2 separate regions of the Mus musculus genome follow, and region 1 is linked to region 2. A link is a loop called in an ENCODE intact Hi-C map of the cell type or tissue named here. Cell type or tissue: heart. All regions are shown on one strand. Links, peaks and the distances in the headings refer to the core of each region. The heading gives the core; the rest is flanking DNA.

The links. A loop is a pair of places that touch in the nucleus more often than their neighbours do. Peaks named below come from ENCODE experiments on the same cell type or tissue, not always from the same donor. Only the 100,000 strongest peaks of a DNase experiment are listed, where the experiment ranks them.
Region 1: it touches region 2 in a loop (5-fold over the local background); 6 of 42 quality-filtered maps call a loop at or near these places.

What each region holds. Positions count from the first base shown.
Region 1 is chr10:119,797,255-119,809,537 of GRCm38, forward strand. The region is part of intron 1 of Grip1 (glutamate receptor interacting protein 1); the gene reads left to right. Gm51815 (a long non-coding RNA gene) reads right to left here. Exons shown (of 3, transcript XR_003949037.1): 3 at 1-12,283. Among named protein-coding and RNA genes, the nearest start is that of Gm51815, 16 kb to the right of the region's middle. In heart, for the core only: a CTCF peak has its summit at 6,582 (motif pointing right); no DNase peak of the experiment used is centred there.
Region 2 is chr10:120,059,561-120,071,843 of GRCm38, forward strand. All of the region lies in intron 21 of Grip1 (glutamate receptor interacting protein 1), which reads left to right. Among named protein-coding and RNA genes, the nearest start is that of Helb, 47 kb to the right of the region's middle. In heart, for the core only: a CTCF peak has its summit at 5,067 (motif pointing right); no DNase peak of the experiment used is centred there; H3K4me3 peaks cover 564 bases; H3K27ac peaks cover 844 bases.

The DNA of each region.
Region 1 (12,283 bases), core at 1,678-9,677, 260 kb before region 2:
CGTTGACAGAATGAGAGGAGGAAGGAAGCAGAAAGGCAGGAGAGCTCAGAGCATCAGCGCTAACAACGGAATGGTACTGAGGAGTACCGGCACAGGTTCGCATGAAGACCTGTAGTTAGTTGTTAGTTAGTTAGTTAGTTAGTTAGTTAGTTAGTTAGTTGCAAGCATTTTGGAGTCAGGCTGTCTAAATGTGATTTCTAACCATCCTCAGCTACTCACTGAATGATCATAGACATGCTCCCTCCATACCTCAGTTTCTTCTTTACTAAGAATTCCCAGTTACCTGCCCTCATGGGATTACTCTTCGAATGAACCTGTCGACCAGTGCATAGCATGGTGCCTAGCAAATGACCACACAGGTGGTTCAGCACAACTCAGAAAGAGGCAGGAAACCCCAGTTAGCAGCAGGCGCTTCCTCAGTTAGGCCGTGGGACCTCCAGAGCGCTTCTCACATCCATCCACGTTTTTAGGTTTTGACATGGCAATCCTGACTCAAGCCCCTGCCATCTACATCTGAATTACTAGAATATCTTCATTATTTAATTCTCTCCTTTCCTCTTCTCGGCCACACAAACAATAGAAAACACTGCTCAAAGCTTTTAATATTTCCCGTTGCCAAAGACACAGCCCCAGGAACCCTGGATACCCTCTCCTCTCTTGCCTATCTACCCAGAATTGGGGCCCTTGCCACTTCCACTTTGAATTCTTGAATTTAAAACACCAGCGGCATCAAAGCACCTTTCGTCCAAGCTTACAGTACCGGCTTTGGCTCTTCTTCTGCCTGTAGAGATGCCTAAAGCGTCCTTCAGTTTCTCCCTCCCTATCTTTCCTATCTGTCCCCGTGAAGCATCTCCAGGAGCCCTTCCCTGTCTCTTACACTCTGACCACAGCCTGGACTATAGACTCACATCCCGTGATCATCAGTACTGTGTGCTGACATCCTGGGACAAGAAGGGAGATACTTTCTGACCCTCCCTGCTACCTTGCCTTTCTCAGGAAATGGATGAACAGATTTTCTCGGCTACGGAACAATACTCAGCCCTCGGTCCTCCTCTTTTGACTCCTTCACACCCTCTGTCCTAAAGGCCCAGGCTTTCTACAAAGGGCTGCAGTTGTTGAGGAGAGTTTATAATACTGACAACACAAATCTGTCTGACCCAAGGCTTTCGCCAGCACCTATGTTTACCATCTGCCTTCTGTCACACCTCTCTATTGTTCCTCGTCTGGGACCAGGAGAATAAAATGCCATCAAACCACCCAGCGGTCATCAGGGTTTCCTTTCTCCGCTCCTGCACCATGAGCATCCATATCTACCATCGACACTGGACTCACATTCTTACTTAAAGAATAAAGACAGTTTCTTTCCTTTCAAAAATAGTATTCTTATTAATTCTTTGGGAGTTTCATGCAACATATTTTGATCGTATTCCTCTCCTTTCCCCAGTTTCTCCTAAGTCTGTAAGGATGGCTTCTTATCTTTCTATACTCGATGCTCAAGTGTTCCAAGGGAAGTGCTCCTGAATCAGGGAGAGCTGGCTTATGTAGACCTATGATGTTCTAATGTGATGTGGTCCTGACACATACTATGATAAGACGGAGACAGGAAGAAAGCGATCATTATGTAATAGCTACCATTTGCAGGGCTACCTGAAGGGCACAAAGCTACCCTCAAAAAACTCAAAGACAGGTGTTACAATGTTCCTGGCTCACAAAGACCTGCATGTATTCATAGTCACAGAGTAGAAATATGTGTTCTGTGGTCTCACCCCAGGCCGTCACGCTCCAAATACTGTGCCTTAAAAATTCAAAGATGCCAGGCAGTGGTGGTGCATGCCTTTAATCCCAGCACTTGGGAGGCAGAGGCAGGCGGACTTCTGAGTTTGAGGACAGCCAGGACTACACAGAGAAACCCTGTCTTGAAAAACAAAACAAAACAAAACAAAAAATCAAAGAAATAAATAATTAAGTTTATCATGGTAACAATAGAGGATGTGAATAGTGTGTTTGTGTAGTCTATCTTGAATTTCCTAAGCATCTACAAAAGTCAGATTTCACTCCTGTAGGACAAGGTAGAAGGCTGCTCTGGAGCCAAGGATGGAGAAACAATACTCAATGCGTTAAAGGAACTCCCTCGAAGCAAAGCTGCGTATTTCCTGTGGTAACTGAGTTTGATTGTCAACTTGGATACCTGAGGTATTGATGAGGGAGGCACACCGTTAGGTGTATGTGTGTGTGAGAGAGAGAGGGGCTTTTCCAGCCCTGAATCTGAGTAGAACCAGGCCATGGCCTGGGGCCCCAGGCTGAAACAAAGGGGGAAAGGAGAAAGCCAGCCGAGAACCAGCCCTCGAGACTGTTTCCTGGCGACCATGGCGCCCCTGCTTCCAAGCGTTCTTTATCATGACGGACCAGATCCTTTCCAACCTTGAACCAAAGTATCTTCTCCTCCTTTAAGCTGCTTTGTGACCAGGGTTTGGTCACAGCAAAGAGCGAAGTAGCTAATACATTTTCTTTTCCCAATTCTAATGAGGACAAGGTCCCATCTAGAGGACAAAATGCTTCCTGAAGTTTCACTTCAGAGACTAGCAGGGTTTTTTTTTTTTTTTGGTCTAAGTTGATAAAGTGAAGACAGTTGAAACAGAACCATCCCGGGAAGGAGAAATTAAGCTGCGCAGAATCTGGGAGAAGGGAACTTCCAAAGGGTGGTGTCCTGAACGGAAATGAGAATATGGCTCCGCACAAATGCAGCTTCATATACTTGATATTTTAAAAGCATATGGTGTGTTCATATATTAAAAAATGCTATTGTACATAGGTACAGCCTGGCTTCTAACTTGTGTGAAGTTACGGTTTTAGTTTCTTTGCTCACGTATGTCTTACTTCTGCTGTGTTCTTCCCAGTGCGTGTTCAAGCCCAGGTACGCAATGGCGGTATGATGACTTTTTAAAAATCTGACCGATATCATGAGACTGCAAGGTCCCATTTATCAGTGTCTTTCTTTTTTTTCCAGTGCTTAATATTTTACATATTGCAGAAAACATTACTTTTCATATTCTTTTCTGTATTTAACTCTATGTAGAGAAGACCTTTCTACATCTAGAATCCAGGCAAATCTAGATATATTGTCTGGATCAATATTAAGAGAATGAATAAGCTTTTATTTTTATTTTACTTCTCTTTATTGAGGTGGGGACCTTGATGTGTGTTTTCTAATCAGAACAATACGTTTTTCCATGGAGACATGCATGAGAAATGTGGTGTTACTTCCTACAAAAAAAAAAGTGTTACAAGCTTGGAAAAGCTTGATATCCACTGTTTTCCTCTCCCTACCCCGCCCCCTCTCTCCTGGAGTCTAGTAGACAGAGGAAGATGGCGTCAGGGCCATCCCTGCTCCTATTCAGTTCCCTGCAGGAAGACATCACACCTCCAGCTCAAACCACTCAACCTAAATAAACTCAGATTCAGTATTAGCCCACACTGAGCCCCAGAGAAGCACCAGGCTAAGAGCCAGGTGAGCTGGCAGAAGTTTGCTATTGGGCACGTGACCTGCTCCAACCTTGGTTTGAAGATACTTATGATATGTTTAGAGGAGCAACAGCTTAACAAGTAGCTTGTTATTATGACATTAAAACCTGTGGCTTCTCCCTAAGGAACTTCAGGAGCTTGACACACCCGAACGCATTTATCCGTTCCCACATCCCTCAGAAGTCAGCAAAAGGCCAGGGCTATTTTTATCCTTCTCTTGATGCGAAGAAAATAGGACATAGGGAAGGAGGAAGAGAAAACTGTTTTTTTGGTTTTTTTGGTTTTTTTTTTTTTCTCTACCCTTTAAATTTCAGTCCCGGGTTTTGGAGAGATGGCTTAACAGTTAAGAGTACTTGATATTCATGTAGAGGACCGAGTTTGGTTCCCAGCACCCTCGTGGCAGCACAGGACGGTCTGTAACATCAGCTCCAAGGGATCTGCTTCCCTTTTCTGGTCTCATAGGCGGAGGATACATGTGCTGCACAGACACTCCTGCTGGCACATCGTTTGTGCGCCTAAAATAAAAATAAATACATCTTTAAGCATCGGTCCTTCTGCTCTCGATGATGAAAGGTCAAGTCATTCCATTTGTATTTTTCTTAATATACTGCTCATCCCTGCATCCATCCATTCACAACTGTTCACAGAGCATAACACCTGCTTAATAAATTAGACTTACGTTCATGTTCACATTCACAATGGGTGGACTCTTCAGTTTAGAGTTACAGAGTTGCTGTACAAAACCCAGAGCAACCTCAAATCACAGGGAGTGTGATTTAAGAACCATTGAAATTAGAAGATTCACAGAAACCTTCATTTCCTGAGCAGTTTTGAGCACACACCAAACTCCGTTGGTTGCAAGCTTCCAAATATCCCTTCCTTGGCTCTAACATTCTATAATTATTTTCTAAGTTTCTTAACCACACTGACTATATTCTATCTCTGACTTAGGTTCATGCTGCCCTTTGACTTTTATGTCTGTAAATAACAACAACAACAACAACAACAAAATCTAGAATTTCCCTCTTATCACTGTTGTGAGTCAAGTTTAGATCAGTGCTTTAGTATCAGCAAGCAGATACTAACATGACAGCATTCTGTGTGAGAGTTTTCTATCCTTAGAAACCTAAAAGGGCCGGCCGAAATGTGTGTGCCTGTTGGGTTGAGGGACCATGGCTGAGACACCCTAAGGAGTGTCCAGTGCATGCATGCTGCAGTGGGCTGTCCTGATGGGGCTTTTCAACGACACACCAGCTTCTCACCCACTCCTCCCACTTCGGCTCTTCTGTCCCTTCTTCCCTGAGCTCTGTCCTTTCCCTTCAGACCCCATCTCCAATCTCCCATGTTGTTCCTTCTTCATGGAGCTTCGGTCTCCTCCGTCCTGCACACACTCCCTTGTCTAGGATACTCTCCCACAGTGTTCTTCACCTCCCCCTCTATTTATTGCTCCCCTAAGTTTCCCCTGGGAGTGTTGCTTCTATTTCTCCAACCAGCACGTGCTGACTTGGTTATCATTACCTTCTCTAAGCAAACTCGCATACATAAATCATGAAAGACGTCCACTCACGTGTGCATGCACAATCACCTGAATGACACACTTTCCCCGGAAGCTGTGTGAGAGCGGAGGGCATCACACCCCTACCTGCACCTCCAGTATCTTCCTCAAGTTGGAAACATTTGCTTTTAGATAGCAGTGGCACACTGTGGTGGCCTTGGATAAGATAACGTCGCACTTGCCAGCAGGAGTTTAAAGATTTATGCCCGTGGATCAATCCCATTAGCCACCGACAGGGACTACAGCCAAGATCAGGAGCAGAGCCAAGGGCTGACAAGGCAGCAGGATCCTCTCCTGCCGAGTGGCCCTCAGCCCTTGCTATACCTGCCAGCTTCCAGCTAATCAGAGCAGTTTTGGAACAGGTGTTCTCTGTCCTGCATCCTGTTGCTTGAGAGCAGAGGGGAAGAGTTTGCCACCTGGTCAGAATTTGTATAAACAGATGCTAGGAAGAAAAGGCTTGGGCTGCGTGCTCTGTCAGCACTGTGCTTTGAGCAGAGACCTCTCTGGCGCGTAAGGGTCTTCTGCACATGCGCTGTGCCCTTCTGCGGTCAGCAACTCAGCTAGTTCCCGAAGCGGATTCTCTTAGCCAGTGCGTTTCTCCTGTTGAAGTCGCCATGACGTCAGTAGGACAGTGATGTAGATAGAGGACCAAGAAGCCATTCTCTGTGTCATTACTCTATGATTTCCATTTCCTTTATGGCATTATGACAATATCATCAACAGACCTCCATAAGACTTCAAGGGTCCAGGGAGCCATCAGGCCCAGTTCAAGTGTGAAAGCAGACTATCTTAACTAGTTTAAGCCTGGCACTGGCTCCGCCCTTGGCCACAGGGTACCTGTTCGCAGAGTTGCAGACTCAGACTCTGGTCTACCTCTGTGACATAGAAACGTCTCAATAATGGTGATTGTAAGATGGGAAACTAGAGTAACAATGTCTCTGCACATTGGGAAGAACGTGAGATCACAGGAACGGCATCAATAATTAATATCACCTCCGGAGTCAACAGCAGTTAATATCGCTGTTGATTGTGCTGTATCAAGCATTCCCCCTGACAGTAATACAAGCCTTGCTGGTAGGCATTCTCTGTTTTCTTCACTGTCGGCTGAAGAAGCTGGTTCTGGCAGATATGGGGAGCAGTAAAATCATAGTCATATCAAACATTTACGACGACATAGCATCCCCATGTCCCTTCTAGCACAGTCAGGTCAGAATAGAATTCAAAGCCTGGTTTTCACAACCACAGAAAGGAATAAAGTGCTCTGGGGAAAGAGATAATTAATTCGCAGAAACTCCACTCTCTTTTGAGTATTAAAGTTATCCTTAAACTTCTTTCTTCAAAACAACGTAGCAACCGCTTTCCGCTGCTCCCCCTCGTGGAGATGCTCAGAGCTCACAGGTTGTTGGGAGTGGTCAGACATTGTCCAAATCAGAGCTGATGGATGGGGTACCATTCACATCTTAGCCAGAGTATGTAGTGAGTAATGGCATGTTTCTACCAGCAGATGGCAGTAAAGTGTCTTGACAATGGATGTTACCTTAATGCTCTCAGTGATGCCACCAGAGCTATAAGTAAGTGGCTTTCTATGTGAGAAAAGTGACAAAGGTGAGGAGAGTTTAGGTAGTGAAATGATAGAGTAAGTGCATATGTTTGTAAATATGGAGACTTTGACTGCAATGACGTCACCCTCTACATTTGTCATCTGTTCACAAGCATCCTCCTAATCAGAGTCTTTCATTTTCCACACCCGAGTAACTTACTCATGACTCATGGTACCTCCCTGACATAGCTGTAACCTGAGGAAGAGCGAGTATGGGCTTTCCCTGTCCCTCACGAAGCCAATAAAGCAAGAAGCATTTTTTGTAAGATTTAGAGCAAACCTGTGGTTCTCCTGGAAGTTCTGCACACAGTAGGGCCACTCGCAGGTGCGCATTTTACCAGCAGGAGCGCCTCCTTGGACCAGTTTGGAGCTTTAAAATATGCATCTGACTCTTACGTTCTTCCCAGCTCTTCTTCCCTGAGGACGCCTGTGCCTTGGGAGGAGAGGTTGTAAGACCAAAGATGTCTCCTTCAGACCAAGCACTGCAGAGTCTCTGACTCTCTGTACCTTGAGCAGTTGTGGGTGTCTGTGTGGATCACTGTCGACTGCCAAGGGAAGCTTCTCTCTAGGGAGGGTTGACAGATGCACTAAAAGGGGAAGGGAGCTTGTAAGAAGATCAGAGCAGGAGTTAGCGACAGGAAAACAGTGTCTTGGGGATACCGTGGTGCAGTTGCACGTGTGGATTCACAGCAGCTGAGGCGTCACGTGCAAGGTCTGTACAAGCTCACGCAAAACAAAAATCCAGCCTAGAGAGGAGAAGAGGGCATGAGCGCCCACCCCCATCTCAGCAGCTATTGGGAAGTAATAATTGCTAAAGGGGGCATATCAGTTTTCTTCAAGAGGGCAACCCCCGGTGAGTGGACCACCCTCCAGTGAAGGCCACATAGCCAAGAGTATGTGGGCAGCAGAGACTGGACTTGGTGGATTTTTAAGAGAGGCTCCATTGGGTAGCTGGGGGCGGAGGGGGGGGGGTGTTGGTCCCAGAAGGAGCTGTGGAGGGGTGTATCTCATCAAATTACATTGTAAGAGGAAGAAACTGTATCTGGGAGGTGCATCACCCAAGGGAACCTATAAGAAGAGACAAGAATCTTAAGTCCCTAGAAGATTCAGACAAGCTACAGTGGATGTAAGAAGCCTGCTAAGCCACTGGGGAAATCTGGGACGTATTTGGTCCACATTTAGAAGAGGTGGGTTCTGTTGTTCAGTCCCCCCCGAGAGTCACCGTACAAAACTGTAGGCACTAGGTGAGGTGAACTTGTATCAATTCTCTAAGGCAAGCCCCGTGTGTGTGTCATTTAAAAGAAGCACAAGTTGTAGTGAGCTATGCAGCTGAGTCATTTCTAAATTCCACTCAGGCAAAACCAGTACATTTATAGGTTACAAAGTGTCCCTTAAGCCACCAGTCTGATAACCAGTTAAGACAGAGGTTTCACCCGTCCAGTTTAAGACCTGGCTCTCTGGAACGGCTAGGATGACTAGAGAGATGCTGTTGGCATGGCGACATGTGTGGCAATAACACATTCCAGCAGCACCCCTGTACTGAGGCTATTGTAAATAGTCTTGGTAACTTCTCTACCCTTCTTGACAGTTCAATGAGAGTGGGTCACTGGTGGCTTTTGGGAGGCCAGCCTAGCATTTACTGAATGTTGGTTACTTTCTAACGGGGAGGGAGTTCTAGGTTTACATCTTGAATTAAGATCATAACAACCAACCCCTTCATGGAAAACCAGGAAGGCTGAGGCACGAGGCTGTCATTGTGTCTAGCCTATAGGATAGCTTGTTGACCATAAGAGTCTGGTTCCACAGTTCTGTATGCATGCCCCTCTCTCCTGTCCACATCAGATGTTCCGGAGGTGGGCCGCTCTTCAAATGGCACAACCATGCCACTTAGCAGTCTCCAACTCTCCCCGACCACGCCGGTGTGGCACAGTGTCCTGGGTCATGTGGCACGTCTGACTGCATGCCAATCACCTCGGGTCTCCTCTGAAATCCCTCTCGTCTTCATGTGCCAGCAGACATTCTTTATTCAACCTCTGTTTTGTTTTCTTTTAATCTCCTCTGAACCCCAGCAGATCATAAATCCTTCGCTAGATGAGATTTCCAAATGATGGTGATAGATGGCCTTGTCTTTTGTCTCCTGACAAGCTTGGCCCTGGCTGTCATCGTCGCAGCAGTGGAAGGGGCTGTATCCTAAGAAACACCTAGAAGTACTGCCCAGGAAAGAGAAAAAGAAGGAAAAAAGGCCACAGCTTCATTCTCCACTTAGAGTCTGAACTTCCACAAATGAGTGAGGCTTCCTCAAGGTTTGCACAAAAGAAACACGCAGGGAGGGTGATAAATGACACCAGTAATGACCGAGAATTACCTTTAATCTGCAACAGCTCAGAGGCATCCGCGTGTGATGGGGGAGAAGGGGGGACAGCAGGACCGCGCAGGGATTTGCAGAATGCTGTTATTTCCAATTCTGCTGAAATCCCAGCCCCGCTGAGAGATTGATAATGGAACACCAAAGGAGGGGGGTGGGGAGCGGGAAGGACAGGGTGTAAATTTACTCCAGAGCTGTCCTGTGCTGTGGATTATGCCAAGAAAGTCTCTAATCTCCTGCTTAAAAGACATTTTATTATATTTCAAAGGTAAATTGGGCCATTACTTTGGGGCTCTGTTCACAGCTCACCAGTTTTGTTTCTTCCTGTAAGCAGTGGATGTAGGGCTGGTGGTTTTCATTAGCCTGTGCCAGGCCCAAAGTCTCATCCTCCTGGGATTCCCTTTGGATCAAGCAAGCTCCTGAATGTCCCTCGAAAACCTAGTTCAGAGAATGACAGGAATGTGGTGGGGGTGGGGGGAGAACCCTAGACACTGTAGGTAGGAATGGAAAATGGTATCATTATTCAAAATAGCATAGAAGGTCCCAAATTACTTTGTAATCTGGTAATCCCTTATCTAAACAACATGGACAAAGGAAATCATCGGGATAGACTGGTCATGGGCATGTCCATTGCAGCATTATTGATGAAAGGCAGGGAATGGTATCAGCCTACGTGTCCATCGATGGGTGATCTGATGAGGAAGATGCACTGTATACCAGGAATAGTAGCCTCAAAGAAGAGAGTCCTGGTACTTACTACAGCATGGATGAATCTGAAGGGCACTAGGCCAAGCTCTCTGTGACTATAATTACTTAGCTGATATAATCACCGATTTACAACAAGAAAACCATTACTTTTATAGCTTTGGATATTCTTGCACGTGACCATTTGCTCCCAATGCTCTGAGACTAGCGTCAGGTAGTATAGCTCAGCTGACGAGCCCTTGCATGCCATCTAGAAGACCCTAAGTTTGATCTCCGATAATTCAAATAAAGAAAGACAAACACAGAGGGAGGAAAAGTCACGAGTGTGTGATAGGAGCAGAAACACTTCAGTCATGAGTCATGGAATGGAGAGACGAATAGACTGGTGTTGTCTGACTACATTGGAGGGTACACACCCAATGACCTGAGCATCTCCCACAAAGCCTTACCTCATAGAAGTCCCTGCACTTTTGATATGGACATCTAGGAGACCAGGTCTTTGACACTTGGATCTTTATGATATCCCCAGTGTTCAAACTTTTACAAGGAATAAAACGGGCAGATTTAATACTCGACGACCCTGCTGTGCGTCTGTGGCATTTAAACAACAACAACCACCAAAATCAAACTCATAGCAGCAGGAAGCACCCCAGTAGGTCTCCGAGTCAGGAAGATAAAGGGAATGTTGGTTAGAAGGCAGAAACCCAAGAGAACCAAGCTCTAGAGATCTGCACTATCTGATGATGACCTAGCAGTGACTGCAGATACCACTGCACTGTGTGGAGGGGGCCATCTTAATTGTCACCAGCATCCGAGGGAACCAGGAACAGCGGAGGGTGCGTCAATCCATCCTGCTAATCACTTCACAACACTAGTGAGTCAGCTCTTTGTGCTGCCTATTTTGAACACATACATTTATTTGGGTTCCGGGTTTTACCTTGCTAAGCCTAGGCCTTTGCAGGAAGCAATCCTGTGAGAACTCAATGAGAAACTACTTTAGCCCTTCCTCAGCACTCAAGACCCAAGCCATGCCGGCGGTGGGGACAGCATTGAGAATGACATATAGGGTAACTTTCAGAATTCAAAGCTCCCCCATCTCCCCAGCTTTATTGTTGTTGTTGTCATCGTCGTCATCATCGTCGTCATCACCATCAACTTTGGCCCCTCCTCCCTTCCTCTTTCACCTGTGGATCATGGCTGTGTCCTGCTTCTATTCCTGCCACTGAGATTCCCTGTAGAACTCTTGTGTTGCTGTTGACACAGACTCTGTCCTAGCTTTAGAGGCACTTGGAGCAGGCCTCCTGCAGGTTAGTCCTCCCTACTTTAGGATGAGATAGTGGCTTAGACCATCTCAAGGTGTCTGGCAGCCTTTGGCCATCAGGTGAGATCACATCCGGGGTGGCAGGGGGGCTATGTCCTGGACTCCTTCTGAGACTCAGCTGGCCTCCAGTGGCTGCCCGACTCCAATGAGCACCCAGTACACAAGAAGGCCCTGGGCTCGATGCCTTGAGGTGGCTCACACAATTTCTTACTGAGATGCCTGAAGACAGGGACAGCCTCTGATTTGAATGTTTCCCTCATTTAACTGCTTGTCTCTTTCCCTCGCTTCTTCAACTTTTCTATTTTTATGAACCTCTTGGGTTTTCCCCTTTAGGCATCATTAGAAGGTTAAAATCCATCTTCCTTTTGTTTCCTTGGGCCGTGATCAGTGATGAAAGTGTTTGCAGAACATCTCTAAGGGGCAGTTCATGTTATCTTTATGGAAATAAAGGTGAAATATGTGGGCACCGCTGTTTCAAGTGAAGGAGAGGTGACCTTCAAGTTGTGATAACGAACTCAGAAACACAAGGAATGGCTCCTAGAATCCTTTGCAACTTGACTAAATGTAGATTTCTTCTGAGAGAGGCACAGGAGTAAGACATTCCCTTTCCTTGGTTCTTACACAACTAACTCTGAAGACTTATAACACACCTATGAATACACATGTACACACTGACACAATACTGTGTTAGTCAGTGGTTCATTGCTATGAGCAACATAAGGGAGTAAGGATTTATTTCGTATTATACTTTTAGTGATTACACTTTCCTGAGCTGTATCATGAAATACAGGGCTCACTGGAGAGTATAGTGGAGCTCGGATGCTCACCATACAATGGGTAGCGAGCAAGGAGAGAGGGGAGAAGGTTTACCCTTCCAGAGCACTCCGTCACATCTACTTCCTCCAGGAGGGTCTACCCCAAGTGTCTACCATCTCCCAGTTATGCCATGGAAGGATGTGTCAACAGATCAGTCTGTCCACTGGGAGTTCGGGACCTTCATTAATTGATCACCCCTCAGCAGCAATGCCAGCTGGGTACTCAGTACATGATTCCTCTTGCGGAACAATTCATATCCATAGGGTAACTGCGGTTGCCTCTGTGTTGGTGTGAATCAAAGCCAACTTCTTCCCAAATGCTGAAAAGACTACAATTCCAGCTTCACGCTCTGTCCCTTCCCAGAGGGAAGGGGGTGAGTAAAAATGGCCCCCATAGGCC
Region 2 (12,283 bases), core at 1,534-9,533:
CATGCTAGGCAAGCATCTTACCAAACTGAGCTCATCTTCAGCCTTGTGTGCACTTTGTATGCTCTGTCTCTGGTCTCTGGCAACCATGATGTTCAGCCTCGCTGCAGACTCAGAATCAGCGTGGCCCCCAAAGACTCCATAGGTACAAACTGACACAGTAAATGGAAATGCATCCTGCCTTAAGTTGGCATGAAATCATGTCTCAATTTGTTCTCCTTCCATTGTTTACCCCTTACTTTCTACCTACATTCTCCTCTAGCCCCCCAACCCCCCAGTTTCTTCAGTCCTTTGAGAAAGTCTGAGCTCTACATGGTCCATTATTCATCCACTATGCCTTCATTGCTGTTAGGGTCATTGATGAAGGCAGACTAAACTATACATTGTCCACATTCATATTGAAGGCAGACTCATTAGCTGCTATTCCTGACCCTTAGGGAAAAAACGACATGCAGGCTCACATCCACAGGTGGGAGGAAACCAGGGCTGGAGTGATTCGGTACTCAGGGTGATGGTGTGGTAAACAGTGGTGCTGGATCTACTATGGACTTCTGTTTCTCCAACTTTCTCAAAGCCAAAGCGTACTGAGCTCCTAAACACGGTGCACACTGACTTCCTATCTATGAAGGAATCCAAACTTCCCAGCACAGTGTACACTGGCATTTTTGCTGTTGTTGTTTCTTAAGTACAGCTTGTATTGAACTAATTCCAAGAGTCACTAACAGACCTTAGACAAGTTTGAAGAGAGAAACTTTAGATAGTTGTTTGGGTTATAGGTGCGAGGTGACCGTCACCATGGAGTGCTTGTTAAAATGCAGGGTCTCTGTGTTTTCAGGGACGCTGAGCCAGGGACACGGACACTTTAGCAATATCGTCAGTGGATTCTCTTGAGGTCTAAAGATTGAAAATCATGGGCAGACGTCTTGCTAGTTCTAGATAGTATTCTGTTTTAATGCAATCACAGACACAGAATGGTGGGAGGGGAAGCGAGGCTACACTTCGGGCCCTGGAGCTTCCATGCTTTATCTTTAATATGAGCTCTGTTTTCTGCTGCAGCTTATCACAAACGCTTTCTCTTTGTAGATAAGGGACAAGCAATCTTTGCTGTGTTTCGTTGATAACTGTCCGTTTTTTTTTGTCCCCTTTGGAATCTTAAGCATCCTTTGGTGGCCACTTGATCCATCTCTGCGATGAGTCACCGCTGCACTTCCACACACACCTCCAGGCACCAAAGCCAAATCAAATCAAAAGCTCTTTTGCAAGAGGACAAGTTCCTCGCATTCAGCCCAATTGAACTTTAAAAATGATTTCCTATTGACACTCACTGGTTCCCTGCTGTGCATGACTTCCAACAGAATTAAGTTTAGCATTTAGTTGTATACAGCTATTGATATATGTCTTTTGACAGAAGGATTCTTAAAATAATTTTCCAGGGTTCTCCCCCCCCCCCCCCCCCCCACACACACACACACACACTTAAGGCTGCTGAGGACTCCACCGGAACATTTGAGTCACTCTGAGTCACTCTGGAGACTCAACTATTTTGTTTCTCCTTTCTTTTTTATTTGGGGGGTGGGGGTGGGGGCGGGGTTGGAGACAGGGTTTCTCTGTATCGCCCTGGCTATCCCGGAACTCACTCTGTAGAGCAGGTTGGCCTCAAACTCAGAAAGCTGCCTGCCTCTGCCTCCCCAGTGCTGGGATTAAAGGCGTGCGCCACCACTGCCTGGCAGGAGCATCAGCTTTTTCCTCAGCCAAGCGCGCACGCACGGTGCATTTGCAGGCTGGGAGTTTTGTCAGAGTGGAGCCAGTGCGGTGATGCTGCTCTACTCCTTGGACAGAGTGCTGCGGGGGGCCACCAGATTCTTCTGTAACCCCGCCCCCTGGTTAGGAATGGGCGTGGCCCTAGGAGGAAAAATGAAAGGCAAATACCTCACTCTTTCCCATGCCTCTTTCTTCACTAAATATTTGAGGTCACCGTGGTGGATTACAGGAGTCAGCGGGGCCAGGCACAGACCTCCTGACTGCTGGCTCAGGACTGCCTGCAGCGGAAATCACGGGAAGCTAAAAGCAGCTCCGTTGGTGTGTGAACTCGGCTATCATCTGTAGCCATGCTTTGCTGGGCTCCCTTCTCTTCAGAAGTAGAGAGAGTATGAGTCTGGCTTTTCTCGCTTCCAAAAGAGAGAGCAGGGCCACCTGCTAGCAGAGGAGGGAAACCTCACAAGGCACATTTTCCCAGGTACAGTCGACCTCGTTCAGTCTTACTCCAGCTTTCCTCGGCTGTCCAAGCGTGAGCTAGAGCCAGCAAGGACAGGATGCAAAGCCAGGAAACTGCTCACTCAGAGAAGTGGAGGCTCTTTGCCTGTCACTGTGTCAGCCTGGCAGCCAGCTTATCCCCCGTGGTGCCAAGGGCAAACAACAGTGTGAACACTGTTGGGGGACCATTGGCTAGGGTGACAAGGAACAGACTTTGGGTTGCACATTTCAATTAAACAGTGGCCCCAGAAATCCTCAAAATGCATGTTTTCCATCGCATTCCCATGGATGCGGTTCTATCCTTTTTAAACCTTACCACCACCACAAAACAACAACAACAAAATTTGTGGGAAAAAAAGGCTCATGTTTAAAAGAATGCCTTTTTAGAACAGGGCGTGGCACACGCCTGTAATCCCAGTACTTGGGAGGCAGAGGCAGGAGGATTTCTGAGTTCGAGGCCAGCCTGGTCTACAGAGTGAGTACCAGGACAGCCAGGGCTACACAGAGAAACCCTGTCTCGAAAAACTTATTAAAAAAAAAAAAAGCTTTTTTTTTTTTAAATTTACTTGAGTGACCAAGGATTACAGCAATGACAAAGCTCGTTTAAAGAGCAATCAAGAGGTGTCTTATCAGTCAGTGGCATAAGGAGTCTCAGACGGTATCACTGTCTGTTCTAAAGGGTAACTTGGGAGTCCTCTGCACTTTTGCTAGGCAGAGCCCACTTGGTATTTTGTCATGTTTTGCAAGCTGTCCACCGCTACAGTCGGGGGAAGATATGTCAAGTGGAGGTGACACCCCACATCTCACGTGACCTTCAGTGGTCCTGTGAGACAAGCTTTCGAGACAGTGTGCCTCGTTGCTATTCCTCATGTTCTTTATGAACTTCTGTCATGGATCCGACTCCCCAATGTCCCTGTCTGTCTCTGTGATGATTGGTTTGTAGGTTGTAGAGGTTTACATCATCTCTAGAGTGTCCGTTTAAGATGCTGGGTTCGTTCTCTGAAGGTCAGACTGCCTCACCGGTGTCCCCGTGTTAGGGGAAGAGTGCTCTGTACCTTCCCTCCACACAGTTTGCCGTATCTGTCAGCAGTATTGTGGTCCTTAAAGGCATATCAGTATAGCCCGCAGCTTAGGGTTTTCTCTAGTTAAGATGGGATTTAGTGATCTTTGTCTGAGGCACTGTGCCGATATAATAAAATCAAGACAATGTGTGCTTTGCTCATTAGGACCCTGGTCAGTTCCAACTTGTCATTGCTCCACCACCACCACCACCACCACCACCACCACCACCCATGAATGGCAATAACCTTAGGTTCTAATTCTCACAGTATCAGTGGACAGTGTGCCTCTGACAAGAGCTGACAATCGGTCCTGCAATCAAAGAGGCCCACGTGGGTCGGAACTGGGAAAGGTTCAAAGCTAGAGAAGCCAGGCTGGAGTTATGGGAGAACCAGGAAGCAGAGGCTGAGTGTGGAATGCCATTGCCATGAGGCAACACCAGGCAGCTCTGAGAATAGACACCAGGAATAAGGGCACCTGTGCACACACCCAGTACTCAGAAGCAGGAGAGGCAAGAAGTAAGGCCAGAGACATGGAGGCCCAATACTGGGTGACCATCAGCTCCCGAGGCTGGAGTTGAATTCTCTGCTTTTCTGTGAAATAAATGCATTATTCAGGGGCTTGGGGGGTGAATGGGGAAAGCAGTTGTTAATACACCACAGTTCTTCAGAAGGGCCGCTCTCCCTCAGCTGGGACTAAGTTCTCCAAGACCAAGTAAGTCAGCCTAGAGCCAACCCATGGAGCCAGCATCCTGGGTCCTGATCTCACAGCCTCTTGGTCCTCAGCCTCGGTGCCACAGGATGCCAGGGAGCAGCAGGAGGCGATATCAGAAGCAGCTGGCCTTTGTCTTCCTCTGCCAAGGGTGCTCCCCTGACGGAAGCAGCAGCAGCTGCCTTTCTGACCCAATTTGTTTGGAAACCTGGGACTTTCTAGGGATATAAACAAGATCTGCTTCTTCTGGGGCTAAAGAGCTGGCTGGGAAGATGGAGTCTTTCTATTCTATTCTATTCTATTCTATTCTATTCTATTCTATTCTTTTCTCTAAGATCTACAGGTAAGGTAGGCCTATCCTCAAAGCTGACACTGCTTGAAATGCCTTGCTTAAAGGAGCACAGCTGCCCCAGTAGTGCCTGCCAGGAGCACTCCCAGAGGGCCTGGTGGCTTCTAAGGAAATCAGCATCATTGTTGGGACTGAGGTGTTGCTTTGAGGCTGAGCTCTAAAGAGGCTGTCGGGGATTAGGAACTGCTTCCATGGTGGCTGTCATTTACTGTGACTTTCCCAAGGTGCTGTGCTCAGTTGGTCTGGAAAGGGGGTGAATTGGCTCTGGTTAAAGCGTCAATTGGATTTCTGATCTCTACCTGTGGATAGGGTTCAGACAAGCAGGTAGTCTAGCTTAAAAAGGTAAAACAGATCTGAACTTGAATCTCAGTGGCCTCGATACCGGCTGCCATAGCTCCCCCCTCAGGCTTTAGACTTTGAAGCAACTGTGTGCAGTCACAGAACTGGGCCGATATCCATTGAAACTGTATATATCCTTGTTCACGGTTTTGTTTCAAGGGGTACACTGGCTCCTTTAGAAAAGAAAAGTCTTGAAACTGTGTTAATGCCTCAGTTTCCCCTTAGGCCTCTCCTGAATAGAGATTCTACAAGATATACTGTAGTCTCGTGGGCTAGACGAGAAGGTAAAACCAGCTTCAAGAAGGCCATCTTCAAAGAGCAGGATTTTGTGTGATGTTCCGGGTGACCACAAGAGGGCGCACATGAGAAGGGACCCAGCAAACATGTTCCATGATTCATCTTTAGTTTGTTGGGCCTTTGAAAATGAATAAAGGTTGCCTATCCAGCGAGAAGATTGTATATCCAAACAGAAATCATGATTTGGTAGAAGACACCCAGCAAATGAGGTCAGATACTCCAGTATTGAATCCTGGAGTGTTTGCATTAGATCAGAACAGGTCATTCTGTCAGCTTCTTCAAGGCTTCAGGGCCTCATCAGAAGAAAGGATGATTTTCTTGTTCAGAATTGTTGGAAGATCAGAGGCAATCATACGGGAGAACGTGCTCGGATAAGGCGGCTTTGTCTGTGTGTGGAGGATAGGTGACTAAAACCTCAGAATCCTTAGAAATGCTGGGGGCCCAGCAATGAATCAAAAGTTAGCTCTAGCAATCTCCAAGCAAGCTCTCTGCATGATGTGAGTTATTGTGGCTATTTTGAGAGCAGCCAGACAGGGTTTGCCATTAGTATATTATAAATTTCTGGGGCCTTTTATGTAAATCTAAAATAATTAACTCCATCTGTGTTAATTTACTACTCGTAAGCAGTTTCTGAGGCAAGGCTACAGCTGGCTATTAAAATTCAGTCTCTTCTCACCTCAGGACATCTTTCCACAGAAACCTTGATTTCTGTTTTAGGGCAGTCAGTAGCCCCTTGTCCTGAACAGTTTACCATCAAGATGTGTCACATGTAAAGCCAGGGAGAGGAAAAGGCCTTGGTCAGTAACCAGAGCTCAGGGGCTTCTGAGCTAATTTATCTTCATGCTCTGGTTAACTGGTTGACCTTGGCAGTCTGGTGTGTCAGTAGTTGTTTAGCACTTAGTGTTCTGTTGCTGGGAAGAGACACCACAACCATGGCAACTTGACAGAGGAAAGCATTTGACGGGGACATGAGTGCTTACAGTTTCAGAAGTCCCTTGTCACCATGTCAGGGCATATGGCAGCACTCGGACAGATGTGGTGCTGGAGAAACATGTAAAGGTAGAAGTTCTGCACCTGGATCCACAGGCAGCAGGAAGAGAGAGACTCTGGGCTTGGAATGGGATTTTTGAAACCTCAAAGCCCACCCCCAATGACACACTTCCTGTAATAAGGCCACACCCCCTAATCCTTTCAAATTGTGCCACTCCCTGGTGACCAAGCATTCAAATCTATGAGTCTTTGGGGGCCTTTCTCATTCAAACCACCACAAGCCCCTCGCAGCTTCTGGCCTATAGACAGATACCTAAGAATCACGAGCCAATTGATCAAAGAAGAATCTCTCGATTCTAGGTACATTTTCCAAAGGCAAGGATTCTGGCGTTGGAAAACAAGCCTCGGCTGTTGAGACGAAAGTGGACTTCCTGATGTCCACTGTGCGCTTAGGCTTGTCTCATTCAGAGTGCCTCCAGACAGATGCTGACTTCCTTACTCAGCCAATCAGGGAGCCCAAAGTGTTGTACAGTGTAGCAAGTTGCAAGAAACATAGAGCTAAAAAGCATACTGTGCTAGTTAGAAGCTGGGGCTATGGCTCTCCGCAGGAATGCTACCTGTTCACAGAGGATATGGCTCAAAGAAGAAAATGAGTCAAAAGTAAAATACCCACAGAGCCAAGGAGCAGCACATAGGCAGGCAACTCAAGAACAGAGATTGCACTTACCAGTAAACAGGACCCACGGACGGCCAGTCTATCAGCAGTCTATTGATAGTTTGCCCTCTCCCCATTTCCCGCCTCCTCCTCCTTTGCCTCCTCTTGAGAATAAAATATAGAAACTTCCCTTCTAGTCAAAAATTGGGAGGGGGTTGTGGTGATAGCTGGTTCCAGAAGAGGGACAGGAAACATTCAAGGCGCATCTGCGATACTTTGTACCAGGAAATACAGAGCCTATCAGTCAGTACACCCAGGCCCTGGGGAAAGCACCATGCGTTAACATGAAAAGCATCGAGCCTTTTCGAAATGCAAATGCCTTTGAGCATCGGAGAGAATACCAAAACACTTGAACTCAACCAATATGGGACGCTCCATAGGACCAAGTAATTTTCTGTTCTGAAATTGAATTAGCATTCACTCTGCCTCTCGTGTACTAACTGCGTTAATCAGACAATGCTAATTGAAGAACATGTTCTGTTTTTCCAAAGTAATTCTAGCTAATAAGTGAGAAGAGTGGCAGGACCAGGCAGGAGAAGGTTATTCTTTGCAACCTCAAGGAAGCTACTGAGTCAGGCGCAGATGTCTGTCGGTGAACTAGGAGACGGGACATAGATTGACGGGGATGTGTGACGTCATAGATTGACGGGGATGTGTGACATCATAGGAAGCTCCTTGGGACCTATGGTCTATTCGTAGTTCCCAAATACCCTGACTTTACCAAACACCAGAGCCAACTTAATGAGATGGTGCGATAGAAGGCTCTTCTACAGGCTGGAGGATGCAACCCCAGCCATGCAGCTAGCGGCTTTCCCCATCCACCCCAACACCCCAAGTTCTCACTTTTGTGGTTTCAATTGCCTGTGGCCAACTGTAGTCTGAAGGTCTTAAATGGAAAACTCCCCCAACAGAACATTCTTCAGACTGTGAAGTTTACACCCTACTCAGTAGCGTGGTGAGATCTCACACCATCTCCACACCATCACACACATCACACACATCACACACATCACACCATCTCCACTTGAGATGTGGCCCTCCCATCTCCCAGCCTACCCATACCCCAAGCCCATCTTGCCCATTAGTGATTAAGTAGTCACCTCTGGTGGCTAATCTTGGTCATTAACTTGACACACAAGAAGGAACCTCCATTGAGAAATGGCCTCTGTCGGATTGGCCTGTGGATGTGTCTGTGGTACTCGGTGACGTGGGAGGGGCCTGGGCTATATAAGAAAGGGAGCTGGGCAGGAAGGAGCCTGGGACTCAGATGGCAGCAGCGTTTTGCCTTGCTCTCTGCTTTGGTGCCAGGCTCCAGGCCCCTGCCTTGAGTTCCTATCTTGGATTCCCTCAATCAGGGTCTATAACTTGTAATACAAATGAACCATTGTCTTAGGGCTTTACTGCTGTGAGCAGACACCATGACCAAGGCAACTCTTATAAGGACAACATTTAATTGTGTCTGGCTTACAGGTTCAGAGGGTCAGTCCATTATCATCAAGGTAGGAACATGGCGCAGGAGGAGCTGAGAGTTCTACATCTTCATCTGAAGGCTGCTAGCAGAATACTGGCTTCCAGGCAGCTAGGATGAGGGTCTTAAAACCCATATCCACAATGACACACCTACTCCAACAGAGTCAAAAACCTTCTAATAGCACCACTCCCTGGGCCAAGCATACACAAACCATCACAACCATTGTATCAGATCAACTGTGAGGGCATCGATGTGTTTGTGGCTACTATTTGGTGCTCTCCCTGTGTGGTTTCAGGCATCCTCAGGGTCTTGGAATGACATCTCTCCCAGATTAGGGGCTACTGTAAGTCAGTCGCACTAGGGAACATGGATGGTCACGTGCCCCGACAAGCGGAAAGACAGAGCCTAACACAGAGGCAATGAGCGGCCCTGGTTGCGATCCTAATGATTTAATAAGCTCTCCTGGGCTGAGAAAGGTGGCTCAGTGGGAGAAGGAGTGGCCGTTGCAAATGTGAGGACTCAAGTTCAAATCTAAAGCCAAGTACAGTAATTCCACTGTGCCTACAGGGAGGGGGGTAGGAGAAAGGAGGCTCCCTGGAAGCCCGTGGGTCAAGTATCCTGATAAACACAGCATCAACTCCATCTCAGAAACAAGGTGGGACCAGGTAGATGAGAGCTAGCAACCAATGTAGTCCTCTGACCTGCGCACGCGCCCTGTGGCACATTCACATCCACACTCACACAGAGAAGCATGTACACACATGCACACACACACGCGCGCACGCACACACACACTCACACATCCACACACGCGCGCACTGAAAAAAATTTTTGAGAAAATGGGGGAAATTATAAACTAGGTACAGGTACTGGAGAACAAGTAATGAAGGCCAATTGTATCAGAGAATTAATAACATTCAGGGTCTCTATAAAACCATGTCTTTCTGCCTATAGCTACCCCCTATGTGTGATCCATGTAATGCTCTAGAACAGGTATAGCTTTTATTCATAGTAATTGACACCTGCCATTTCCATGCTTCTGGGGGTACTGTTACAACAATTTGATACACGCATTCAATGTGTGATGGCCACATCTATATAATTAAGCGTTGCTCTCTCCTCGAGCATGATTTCTACATGATGGCAACCTTCAGAGTCTTTCAATTCTTTTGAGATGTGCAAGACATTGTTGTAGACTCTCCCAACTCCACAGAGCCCTGGAAGCCGTTGGCCCTGTCTATTATTCGTTCATTTATGCACTGGTGACTGCCTGTTGATTTCAGACCTCAGCTGTTGCGTCCAGTTTATTCTCGTTAAACATGGCACTGGGCATACTTCCTATGATAATTTCATTTTCTTTGGGAAGCCAGCATTAAGATTGTTCGGTAACATAGAGTCATAGATGTGAGACCAGGGGCGGCTTCTTCACCCTTTTTGCTCCCAAGTAACGATAGGACATTTTTTATGCCTCTAGCCCTAAAATTTTTAGTTCTCAAATATTTGACATGGAGACCTAATAGATTTATTGACAAGCTACAGGCTCCAAGCTGGGCAGATACTCATCTATTCTAACAATGCTGTATGGCCACTACTTCCCAGCACGTGGGCCTTTCTTTGCCTGCAGCCTGATTTCCTCCCCTGCTCACTCTGTTCCCTGTGTGTCCTCATGACTCCCCTGATGATCTGCCTGTGACGAATCCCACCTTGTCCTTGAGATTCACTGATTGGGATCAGAAGTCCTGCCCTCTTCTCTTCTGCACAGCTATAGCCAGGATCTGCTCTTTATTAACCAATCAGGTGATGGGAAAGAACTTCTTTACATCCTTGAGATAGGAGATGCTCCAAACAGCATGGCAACGCCCGATGTCCAGACTACAACCAGATCTCGGAGCATAGCAATCAGCATCTGCATACACAGCGCACAGAACCATCCCCCAACACCGAGTTCTGCTCTCAGTTTTTGAGGCACCTTCCTAGGAGGTGCACAGTGGCTGACGTGATTCACGTGACCCCCAGCAATGCGTGTGGTGGGCTCCCCTTTCTGCACATCCCTGACGCCATTTCTTTGCCATCTTTGGTGATGATGACCTTTATCATTGGGGGAGGGGTGTATGGCCCACCCTGCTTTTAATTTGCATTCGCCAGTGACTGACGACGTCTCTGCATTCTCTCCAATGCTTGTTAGCCACGTCCTTAATTGAGAACTGTCAGTTCAGAAGGAAATGATCTGCTCTTTAGAGGCATATGCCAAAGTCTGGCATTTGTCAAAAAAAAAAAAAATAAAAAACAATCCTGAGGAATTAAAAAAGAAAGTAACTGGAATCAATGTAGCTTGTGACAGTGGCTGCCACTGAATGACAGATATAGGGAGGCTTGGCGCTCTGACATCCTTATCTTACAAGATACTTGAAGGGTTTTTTTTATTATTATAATATAATAACATCTCTCCCTTCCCTGTTCTCCCTCCAATACCTCCCCACCCACCTTCAAATTCATGGCCTCTTTCATTAATTGTTATTTCATACAAATAGAGATAGAGAAGACGGAGTTATATAGATATAGTTGTTTTTGTTGGTTGGTTGGTTTTGACACAAGATTTCTCTGTGTAGCCCTAGATGTCTTGAAGCTTGCTCTGTAGATCATACTGGCCTCAAACTCACAGAAATACGCCAGCCTCTGCCTCCCAAGTGCCTTGATTAAAGGCATGTACCATCTCGACCCAGTGAATATATTCTTAAATATAGCCTACTCTGTATGCAATGTTACCTGTGTGTATGCTTTCAGGCCTGACCCTCTGGCATGGGCAGCCAATGTTGTACTCTTCCTTGGAAAATCTACCTCTCGCCACCCCAGCTCTCCTCAGTTGCCTGTGGTTCTTTGTGTAGAGTTGAGGCCCCCATGGGCTTTTCCGAATCCACTTTGTCATGTCCACAGAGTGTCACCAGCATGACTGCCCAGATGTGAGCTGGTATTTTACTATTTGAAAAACTGTTCTTCCAGGACTGAAGGAGGTAGCTTACTGGGTAAGAGCACCCGAGGCTCTTCCATACCATCCAAGTTCAACTCACCCACACGGCAGCTCACAACCACCTGTAACTCCCGTTCCTAGGGGTCTTACACTCTTTTTATGCTTCTGCAGGCACCAGACACCCACATGATGCACATACATTCAAACATGCAAAATACTTATACACATAAAATAAAATGAAACTTTAGAAAAAAAATTAATTTTCTCCAATAAATAAATGCAAGTATGGCCCATTTTGTGGCCTGGGGTAAAACCACAGTTACAGAAGGTCCTAAGTATTTTTTTGTTTGTTTAGATTTGCAGGGGAGGTTTTGTTTGTTTGTTTGTTTGTTTGTTTGGGCAGTGTTGGGATTGACTTAAGGGCCATCCTAAGTAACTTAGTTATACCCACCCAGCCTAAAAAGAGCATTTTAAAGAAACCATAGGTTAAAAGAAACAGTATAGGGTCAAGAGGTCAGAGCTTTGCAGTCAGTGACCTTGCTCAGAAGGCATCTCTGTTGCACGGTTTCTCTTTGACCTTGGGTGAGTTTCTGCCCCTCTCGGAGCTTCTGTCTAAACATCCCGCTACACACACACACACACACACACACAGTAGAGACAGTAGGATCCTGCTCCTGTTGAAACTTCAAGCCTCACAGACATTGTAAGAATGAAGTTCAGCTCCCGTTGACAGTGGGCCTTCGGTTAGCAGCCCTCACAGTCCAAAGGGTTCCGAGCGTTATCAGTCACCAGGCTAGCTTCAGTATCAAAGATGTGCTCTCTAGTCAGGGCCACATAAAGTCACCAGTGAGCACCAGCACCTTTCCTGTCCAGCTATGCTGGCACTGGGAGGGCTCCAACTGCAGAGCCTTGGAGGGTGGCTCTTTGAACCCAGAACCAATCAGTATTTCTCACAAACCTCCACAGCACTGGCTTTTGTAGAGCATGGTAGTAGCAAGGGGAGTTGGCTGGAAAGAGGAATGGCAGACAGAGCCCTCTCTTTTTTGTTCAGCACAAGATGCTACCACGTGACAGGAGCTTGGTTAGCTTTGAGATAGATCAGTGAACAGGAAGACAACTGCCTTCCTCAAAAAG